2 separate regions of the Homo sapiens genome follow, and region 2 is linked to region 1. The links are chromatin contacts, found by Hi-C or POLR2A ChIA-PET in ENCODE. All regions are on one chromosome and are shown on one strand. Each heading gives the region's core, a stretch centred on a gene start or an enhancer-like site at or near the end of the contact. The rest is flanking DNA. Distances are from core to core; before and after follow the strand shown. Region 1 overlaps MLPH (melanophilin). Region 2 has its middle 36 kb from the start of COPS8.

What was found. Hi-C counts contacts between places; a loop is a spot of excess contacts on that map. ChIA-PET counts read pairs that join two places held with the same protein, here RNA polymerase II (POLR2A). Pooled maps may share reads with other maps.
Region 2: a loop to region 1 is called in a map of IMR-90, with 10 times the contacts of the local background. The contact joins two enhancer-like sites. A Hi-C loop is called at or near these places in 2 of 168 maps with a recorded cell type or tissue (IMR-90 and cardiac septum) and 14 of 50 pooled maps. POLR2A ChIA-PET finds 5 or more read pairs at or near these places in 1 of 52 experiments (A549).

Annotation. Positions count from the first base shown.
Region 1 is chr2:237,511,798-237,516,888 of GRCh38, forward strand. All of the region lies in intron 4 of MLPH (melanophilin), which reads left to right. Among named protein-coding and RNA genes, the nearest start is that of MIR6811, 3.4 kb to the left of the region's middle. RefSeq lists enhancers at 986-1,486, 1,487-1,987. Within about 2 kb of position 3,119, at least 4 of the 41 ENCODE cell types and tissues checked have a DNase peak (open chromatin) inside an H3K27ac peak, as active enhancers do.
Region 2 is chr2:237,119,416-237,124,506 of GRCh38, forward strand. No RefSeq gene overlaps it. Among named protein-coding and RNA genes, the nearest start is that of COPS8, 36 kb to the left of the region's middle. Within about 2 kb of position 3,121, at least 2 of the 41 ENCODE cell types and tissues checked have a DNase peak (open chromatin) inside an H3K27ac peak, as active enhancers do.

The DNA.
Region 1 (5,091 bases), core at 1,869-4,368:
TTAAACTAAACAATGTGTTCGCCTGTAAGATCCCCCATAAGGCATTTGGAAGAGATCTTTTCAGGGAGAGGGTGGGAGGATGCCGGGGGGTCTTTTGCATTTGAGTTTGAAGGGAGCTAACCCATCAGTGTTTTTGAGAAAGCTCACCTTGTCCCTGTTACCTGGAGTCCAAGGCTTCTGCCACTAAGCCCGGCCAAGCATTCGGGTGGGACAGCCGCCACCAAGCCAGGTGTCTGGGGTCTCAGTGTCCTGGATGACTCCATCTGCAAGACCAAGGCGAGTTTCTCCAGGGCCACGAGGCAGCGCCTGGCTCCGGCAGCTGGGCACGTCCAGGGCAGAGGCTGTGCTTCTGGATTGGGGCGTCCTCACCATGCCCCAGCCCAGGCGTCTCCCCCAGGCCTTCCTTCTGGAGAGACACCTTATTCGTGCCTGTCTCTTAAAGCCTCAAGTTTGATTGAAGAAGCAGAAGTTGGCATAGACACCTTTGAGCATTCAAGCTCTCGCCGGGCCTGCTGCAGGCATTTCAAGGCATCTTAGCCCATCGTTTAATTTAGGACAGAGGCCACGGAGAGGCACCGCTGGAGCAGTACACCGCACACCACAGGGTGGCTGCACTTTTTGGGTGGTGGGGTGGGGATGGGGGCAGGTATGATCAATCATCCAAACCAGGGCATTTTTAAGAGTAAAAGGAGGCTCTACTGATAACATGCTGCAACAACAGATGTGACTAGGAACGGCCGGTGACATGGGGAGGGCCTATCACCCTATTCTTGGGGGCTGCTTCTTCACAGTGATCATGAAGCCTAGCAGCAAATCCCACCTCCCCACACGCACACGGCCAGCCTGGAGCCCACAGAAGGGTCCTCCTGCAGCCAGTGGAGCTTGGTCCAGCCTCCAGTCCACCCCTAACAGGCTTAAGGATAGAAACGACACATAACACCGGGAAAAGCCATGCTGTCAAGCATCTCAGAATCTCAACCCCAGAGGCAGTCTTTAGGGACTGGGGTGGGCTCAGGAAGCTGTATTATTTCAAAGGACGCAGTGTTTCCACAGCTCAGCCCAGAGCTGCTGGAGTTCACACGGCCCACCAGAACCTGCTGACTTCAAAATCATCACCACCAAGGGGCCAGGAGGTGGCGCTGTGGGGCAACAGAAAACAGAAAACAGCTGCTCCTTGAACTTGGATTCCCAGCAGCTCCCCCAAGCGCCCACAGGGGCTGCATTCCTCCCTGCTGGACACCTGTAACTACAACATTAAAACAGGGCGCAAGCAAGGAACACAAACACTGGGAAAGCTGTGCCTTTAAAAAAAAAAAAAAAAAGGAGGGTAAAAAAGCTTAAGGTTAATGTTTTGAAACCTGACCCAGCCAGGGCCTAATGCAGACCTTGTCCAGCTAGTAAGTGGGCCTCTGGGGGTCTTCATTGAGTGAACCTTCAGAGTGCTGGTGTTTCACCAAGGCCTTCCATAGAGGACGCGGCAGGCTCTGCAGGAAGCAGCTTCGATGGCCGATGGCCAAGAAAGGAAGGGAAAACCCCTGGACTGGTCGCTGGGCACCCAGTCCCCCTACCCCCGTGCCTTCCCTTCCAGTGCCTTTCCCTCTTTCCCTCGGTGGTAGCTTTGCCTGACAGTGCAGACCTCGCCTGACGTCAACACTAGGTTCTTTATGCTCATGTGGTTTTATTTTTGTTTTCTCCTATCAAGAGTGGTCAGAAAATCTCTGTTCCATGTCAGGAACAAGGAAAATCTTTTGGAATTTTTTTGGTTTTTTTCTTTTTTTTAGCATGACTTGATCAGATAGGTAGGATAATGTTGCCCCCTTGGCCCAAGTGCAGAGTGACAAAAGGGACCAACACTAAAAGGATCCCTGAGATCCTGGGATACTTCCTCTTCATGTTCATTGTGGGGGCCGGGGACATCACCCTGACAGGTGGGTCCCCAGGCCCCAGAAAGCTCATTTCCGCATCCCTGGGTGCAGGGGGAGTTCACGGGGTCTCTGCCTGTTGGTTTGGGATGCGTCTCCTCAAGGCACTCACTGTCCAGAGAGAACAAAAATAAAACCAGGTCTGCTCTCTGGCTCTGTCATCTGGGCACGTTCGGAGCCAAAAGCCTTGACCTTCTGAAAGTTCACTGAAAAATCATCTCGTAAAAGGCAGATTCATTGGACAAAAGATTTAGAAATGTGTTTACCGTGTATACATGGGAGCCTTCAGAATACAGACCCACAGATGCAGGGAAATTGTCCATTTTTATGCTTAGGTTCAAGAAAGGGTGGACTGCGTGTGGAAAGAAGATTATATAACAAGGCCGGACCTGCTGCTAATAGGCTGAGTGGGGAACCTAGCAAGGTCTGTCTGCCTGGATTCTTCTTGGCCTTTCCTCCTCCGAGAATGGGGCGGGATGCTCTCTGGAGTGAGGGTCTTATGACCTAAAGTCAAACAAGGAAGGTCAGATAATTTCTTTTTTTATTTTTAATGTTTTTTTTTAGAGATGGGTTCTCACTATGTTGCCCAGGCTGGTTTTGAACTCCTGGGCTCAAGCAGTCCTCCCACTTGGGCCTCTCAAAGTGCTGGGATTACAAGCATAAACCGTGCATGCCCAGCCAGATAATTTCTTTATGGCTAGTTTTTACACAGAAAAGTAGAGGGAAAGAGTGATATTTGTATGTTTTATGGCTGGCTTTGGGAGAAAGGGATACTGGTTTCTATGTCCTGCCTTGGGGAAGAGGGATTCTAGTTTCTGTGGCTGGCCTTGGGGAAGAATGGGCCTGAGAGACAAGAGGGCAGGAGAAGGTCAGAGAGAAACTTTGCTTCTGAGGCTGCTGCTGAGGCCCTCATTTGGGGCATTGTTTTCTGAGCCCCAGCAGCATTGCCAGCCAGGCAGGCATCCGCTGAGTGTGTAAAAATAGACCTGTCAGAGCTCAGACACGGGCACCTGCAGGCCCCTTTAAAACCCTTGACAGCTTTTATCTTTAAGAGAAAGATTTAAGTAAAAAATGTACCATGCTGCCTCCCCCATCTTTCCTTCCACTGGGGAAACTGAGGCCCTCTGAGCCCAGGCAGGCAGCCGGTCCCCTTGACTCACCCCAGCATCTTCCCAGACATTCCTAAACAGGCAGCAAAGCAGTGAATGGCAGTGGCAGCTTCAGGCAGGACAGGCAGTAACAGCGTGTGCTTGTCACCTGATCTCAGCTGTTTGTTATAAAGTCCGTCGTTCAGATTTCCAGTTTTGCCAACTGGTTGACTATTTCTATCTCTGTATTATAAATGGAAAACTGTACAATGAGACTTAATTTTCCAACCCATGTAAAAGATCACTGCTGGCTCAGGACAGAGCCTGAGAACCCAGAGCTTCCCAAGGCCCAGTCGATGGTAGAATTGTAAGCTGGTGTGGACATCACGGAGGAGGGTGTACGGCACTCGGGGGCGGATGAAAGGAGGTGCACAGTGAGGTCTCCATCTCGCAGGAGGCTTTGGAAGATGCGTCGGTGATTGATTGAGTACATCCGCCGAATGCTCGCCAGGTGCCGGGTCCTGGGCTGTCCTGAGGGTAGTGCTGTGGAAGAGCCAGGCCCTGCTGTCCCCACTTGGGGACAGTCAGCACAGCCAGTCCAGTGAATAGGGACACTTGTGCCTCTGGGAGTGAAAACCACAAGGGAGGAGTTTCCTGCAGAGGGGCCCCAGGCCCGAGAGATGAGGATAGGATCCCCACGGGGATCACAGGTGGGCCAGTCAGGGAAATGTCTAAAACAGAAACCACGCGGTCGTTTCACATAAGGAACTGGTTGAAATGCTGTTAACTGAGAATGGGAAAAGGAGATACTGAGGTATCAGAGGTCATAACTGCAGGAGTGCCTGCATCCCCCACAACTACCAGGGGTGCAAGCAAAGGGCAGAGGCTGGGATTAATAGAAACAGGCAGCTCCAAGGAGGCCACCCAGGGGTGGGACCCAGCCCTCCAAGGCAGGGGTGCTGCCCACTGGTGCCCATGTCTCAGGGGCCGTGATGAAGCTGGACCAGCTGTCAGGGTCAAGGGCTTGGTGCTGGAAGCCACAGGAAGGGGAACATTCCTTCTCCTTCCTTTTCCCACTCTCACTCACTGCGAGCCGAGCCCTCACAGAGGAGCAGGCAAGGCAGAGGTGTGGTGTGCAGGGCCAGCTCCCACATCACAGAGCAGAGAGTGAAGGTGGCTCTGAGGCCACCCTGGGCCCTGCACCCGCAGTCCTGCTTCCCTTTGCAGTTGACAATGCACACTCCAATGCACCAATGCCTGCTTGTTCACACCTGTGACCCGTGAGGCACAGAGAGCAAGGGGCAGGTCCCAGGGCAAGGGTGTCCAGGGGCAGCAAGGCCTGGCTGGGCCCAGAGGATCTGACCTCCACAGTGCCAGCTGTGCCCTCAGCCCCTGGAGTAGAAAGGTGGATGGTCCACGGGGCCTGCTGGCTCTAAACCCTGGGGTCCCTTTCCTAAATCACTTGCCACAGCCACAGCACCGGCCAAGCCAAGGTCAGTAGGAGAAAGGAGGGAGAGACGGTGGGGCTGTGCTAGGGAGGCCAGGCCCAGGAGGTCAGTGTGAGGAAGGAGCCCTGGGGGGCAGAGAAAGGAGAGGGGGCATGAGGGCTGGGCCTCACCTCCCTTCCTGTAGTGATGAGGTCAGGCCTGCTGACCAGCAAATGCTATGAGCCTGCAGGTGAAACCATGTGTTTGGGAGAACATGACTTAGCTCTAGGCCTCATTCACACTCCACAGCTCCAGGGTCTTCCTACTGCCCAATAAGCACAATCCTGCAGACATGGTCAGACCTGTTGGTAACATTGATTGGTAACATTGGCAACTGATTGGTAATGTTGATGCAGATTACCGGTTTTTATACTGTAATTCAGACCAGCTCTAAGTGATGTTTGGATAGGTATACGAAAGGCCAGCAGAGAGCCTTCGCTGGATGTTTCTCAGTGAGTAGATGGATTGTGGGAGAGGGAGAGATGAATGGATGGATGGATGGATGGATGGATGGATGGATGGATGGATGGATGGTAGGATGGATGGATGGATGGATGGATGATAGGATGGATGGATGGGTGGATGGATGGTAGG
Region 2 (5,091 bases), core at 1,871-4,370, 390 kb before region 1:
GTGGGTTTCTTATACAGATTATTTCATCACCCAGGTATTAAGCGCAGTACCCATTAGTTATTTTGTGAGGATGAAGAGAACAAAAATTATTTAAAAGACCCAGCCAAGGCGTTATTTTAGGGGCTTGTCACACACTTGTCACTCACCAGTTTAAATGATCAAATCCACATGTATGCTAAATTTAAGCAAAAATTAAAATATACAAAACCTAACAAAATTATCCTGGACATCGACTAAGAATAAAAGCCGGTCACCTGCAGTGTTGGCATAAGGGAATGGCTAGGGGGTGAGCAGTGCCATGGCCCCTCTGCTTGGAGAAGTGCAGTGGCTTTAGCTGCAAGCTCCAGCCCTGGTCCAGCCTGTTAATATCATCAGAGACCGTTAGGTTGGCCCTGCACATTCAAACCATGTGGCCCTGCCTTTGACTGCCGCATAGAATGTGAGAGCACCCAGCTCTCATCAGAAAATTAACCCCAAACACTCTGTATCCAGGTTTTATGAAAGGTTCAGTTGTGAAAAATATTCTCAAAGTGTGCTTCCTGGACCACAAGTTGGGCATCGCCTGGAAGCCCCAGTCCAGACACACTGAATCAAATCTGCATTTAACAAGACCCCAGTGATTCTTGAGCACCCTGATGCTTGGGGCAGCAGCTCTGAGGATTTACAGTCTCTCCATTTCAGCCCTCACTGTGCACTTGCTTGGGGCCTGTGCCTCTGGGGCGACAGTATGAGAAGGAGGCAGAGAAAACGACTCGTGTATTCTACTGAAATATGGAAAGGGCTGTGCCCTGTATCACCAAGTAATGTTTTAAGTGAGAAATTGCTCTCTGATATGGGTGTCAAGAGAGGGCCTTGTGGATACTGTGTATCTTACAATTGGTTACTTCCATCATTTTGCCTTGGCTTGTAGAGAGCTCAAACTGAATACAGAGCCCAGCAGCTGTTCACAGGCACGTGGCATTCATTTTCCTTCTTGTTCAACTTGCCAGCTCCCCTTTCCCTCTACTTACTGCCCACACACCCAGCTCTTGTACTTAATTCTCTTTCTCCTGAATGTTTTTTGGTAACTACCTTCCATATTTTTTGTAAAGCAAGTGGGGAAATATATTAATATATTAATGCCATTAATGAAAACTAATGGTCATCTCTGATGGTGATGATGGTGATGTGTCCTCAAGTGATAAAAGAAGCTTTTGTGAGATTTCTCAAAGAACCACATGCTAAATTGCTCAGCCCCAGCCTTTGGCCTTCACGTCCACCCTGACAGCAGCTGCTGGGAGTCAGGTGTGGATATGCCAGGTGCACCAGTAGGTTGTGGTCATTAGTCCTTTCGTCATCAGAAGGGGAAGAGAGACTCCAACTCGGAGAGCTGGTGATTTTTTGCCTGTGTATGTATTGCTTGAATTAAGTTCTTTATTTTAGTTTAGTACACTGCTGTGTTCTCAATATATGTGACTTCATCCTCGCAAAACTATGGGGCTGGGTGTCTCCATTTTGTAAATGGCGGAAGTGAGGTGTTTGCTTGCCTAGGTTCCCGCAGTGGCATGGTGGATGCATCAAGGCAAAGCCAGTGACCTTAGTGGTCTTAGTTCTCTCACCGACTGACACAGAGGAAAGAAATCAGAGAGCTTCCTTGAGCCTGAGGCCATGGATAATAATGATCACTTAGACATGAAGTTTCAGAAAGAAAACAGAGACATCTTGAAATCCTTAGTGTCAAACGTTCAGATGAAAGGAGCATATTAAATGCCTCAAGAATCCCATTCACTGGGCCCAGTAATTTTTCTCTTAGTCATCTTTCTAAAGAAGTAATCTAGGATGTGACAAAACATTTTGGGAACAGGAATAATCATTACTGTGCTACTTAAAAAATTAAAATAACATTTGTAAAGGAGGCAAAACTCAATGGCTTACAACAAAAAGCTGTATTCTCATGCTCATGGGTGAGCACAAGAGCCACGGCTTGGCTGATGGGGCAGGATATGGATGGCTCAACTTCAGCCTAACCTTCAGGGGGACTTGACTCTGAGCTCTATTCTGGGTTCAGTTTTGCTCCACAGCTGTCTGGCCACATTCTTCTCCCAGTGGATCAGCCATGCACTGGAGGGCAAGCTAAACCTCACAGCCCTGTGCCAATCCTCCCCTCACAAGACTGCTGACATCCCATGCTCTGTGTAAGCACAGGAACAAGGGAAAAACCCACAGGGCAGGGAAGTAGACTCCACTCATAATGGGAGACAGGGGCAAGTATATATTTGATGAGTGATCATAGAAATAACAACTGTGATCTAGATTTGCTTTGCATTGGCACACATTGTTCTTCAGTGGAGTACCATGGAAGGGGCTTATTGGTACAACAGCATGGCACACAATTTTGAAATCAGGCAGCCCTGACTTTGAGTTCTTGCTCTGCTATTAATATTGACTAGCTGTGCTCATATATATGTTCCTTAACTGCCACTAAGTCATAGTTTCCTCAATTGCTAAATTGGGTTGTTGTGAGGATTAAATGAGAAAACAATGTGGAGCTCTTAGCAAAGTGATGGGTTCTTAGGAAGCAGCCAATAAGTAATCATAACAGTTAATATTAGTGGTAGCTATTGGAAAGGTATTTGAGATTCAGGGATGAATGAAAATCACTGTAAATCTAGAACCCTACCCTTATCTAAACTATCAATCTCTTTTTATTGAACAGTTTCAAATTTATTTTTGATAAACAATTTTAATATAGTCAAACATTTATTAGAAGCAGAAAAGTCATTGTAGAGCACTTGAATTATATTTAAAAGTTTAGCGGTCTAAACTAGCAATCTAAGATGATTGTGAAATAAAGGCATTTAAAATCCTCCTACTTGCTTATCGGAACTACCATACCAGTCAGGATAAGCTAAGCCACGCTGCGCTAACAAATGGCCTGCAGATCTTGGTGCTTTACACTACTAGCAAATGTTTCTTTTACGCTTCTGCTGCCTGTCCACTGGGGGTCAGCAGAGGCCGTCTTCTCTGTCAGCATCACTCTAGGATGCCGGCCACCCAGCAGCCTCTCTGTGCCACTCAGCAGAGGGAGAAGAGACCTGGGGAGCCACGTGCTGGCTCTTGTTGCTTCTCTTTGGAAGTGACACCGTCACTTTCACATATGTTTCATCAGCCAGAGAAAGTCAGCTATGGCTGGCTCAATAGAGCCAGTAAGTCTAATCCTCCTGAAGCAGAAGCTCTGCAGAGAGAGGAGCCAAATATACTGAACATAATACAGTAGACAAGAGAATGTGTGTGACTCTGAAACCATTAAGGGAGTAAAAGGAAAAAAGAAGGAAACAAAAAATGTGGAAAAAGAAACATGGCCATTAGAAATCACAACTTAAGGAAGTATCAAGTAATCAAAGCTAATGGCCGCTCAATAAATATAAAGAAACTAAACTCACAAAACAGACTCTCATATTGGATGATAAAACAAAATTCAAATATATATACACTTTACAACAGAAACACATAACATGAAATGACAAGAAAATTTGAACACTGAAAGAAGAAATGTTTACATCCCAGATCAAGAATCAACAAAAAGGAAGTGTTACTGTATTACCAATTAAAATAAGCAACCAGATTTTTCCCAAGAAAATACACACTTCACCTATATTCTCAAAATTGTTGGCAAAAAGTTAATCATAGTTGTGGTAGGCAGAAAAATGATCCCTAAAAGGATGCTGACACCATAATCCCCAGCAAAGAAGCCCACGACATTAGGACTAAATAAAAATGTTAACCAGGAAGACATGAGAATTTAAAATGTGCATTATTATACAGTATGTTATCAAATAAATGAAGGAAAAAACTCACAGAATTACAAAGAGGCACTGACAAATACACAATCATAGTTGAAATACTTGTCTCACATTGATCTAAAGTCAACCTTTTGTGGTGTTAATTCCCCCAGCATCTCTGGACTGTACAGATGTGGGGCCGAGTAAGTCCAAAGGCCTCTTCTGCCTCAGGAGCAACAGGGAAGCCAGGGCAGGTCTGGGCAGTATGAACAGAACATAAGGAAGGTTCCGTGAAGTTGGTCCAAGTTCCTGCAGATAATCCATCTTGGCGGCAAGGACAGATGAGACCAGGAGAATCTGAAATGGGTACAAGAACTGTGTAAATCATGAACGCGCACAGAGAAACAGCAAACTGGGGACAAAGAGAGGGACCCCTGCCAACAGGGACTCTGAGATCTGTGTCTGAGTCCAGTCCCTGAAATCTCTGACCTTGGAACCTATGGTTAACTGAACAGTGGCCCACCAAGATGTCCCCATCCTAATCCTGGAACCTATAACTATGAGACCTTACATGGCAAAACAGACTTTACAGATGTGATTAAGTTAAGGATCTGCCATGGCCTGAATGTGCCCCCTCAACAGTCATATGTTGAAGCTTAATCACCAATGTGGCAACATTAACAGATGGGGTCTTTAGGAGGTGATTAAGTCATGGAGCAGAGCCCCTCATGAATGGGTCTGTGCCCTTACAAAAGTGCCTTTCCATCTCTTCTGCCACTTGAGGACACAGTGTTCGTCCCTCTTTCCCTTCCACCATCTGCCAAGTGAGAATACAGAAGCAAGATGCCATCTTAGAAGCAAAGAGGAAGTTCTTACCAGACACTGAATCTGCCAGCACCTTGATCTTGGACTTCCCAGTCTTCAAAACTGTGAGAAATACATTTCTATTATTTATAAATTACCTAGTTTGTGGCATTTTGTTACAGCAGCACAAATGGACTAGGATAGGGTCTTAAAAAAAGGAAGACCCTGGGCTATCCACATGGGTCATCTGCATAATCACAGAGTTCTTTATGAGAGGTGGCAGGAGGAGATAGAGAGAAATGAGAATGCCACGTGATGATGGGAGCGGAGTAGAGGTCAGAGCAATGCACTTTGAAGACAGAAAAGGGGCCATGGGCCAAGGAATGCAGGCATCCTCTCGAAACCATGCTAGATAAAGAAGCTGATTCTCCGCTGAAGCCTCCAGAAGGAAATGTCCCTGCTGACACCTTGACTTTAGCCCAGTGAGACTCATTTTTGAATTCTGCCCTTTAGAACTTTAAGCAAA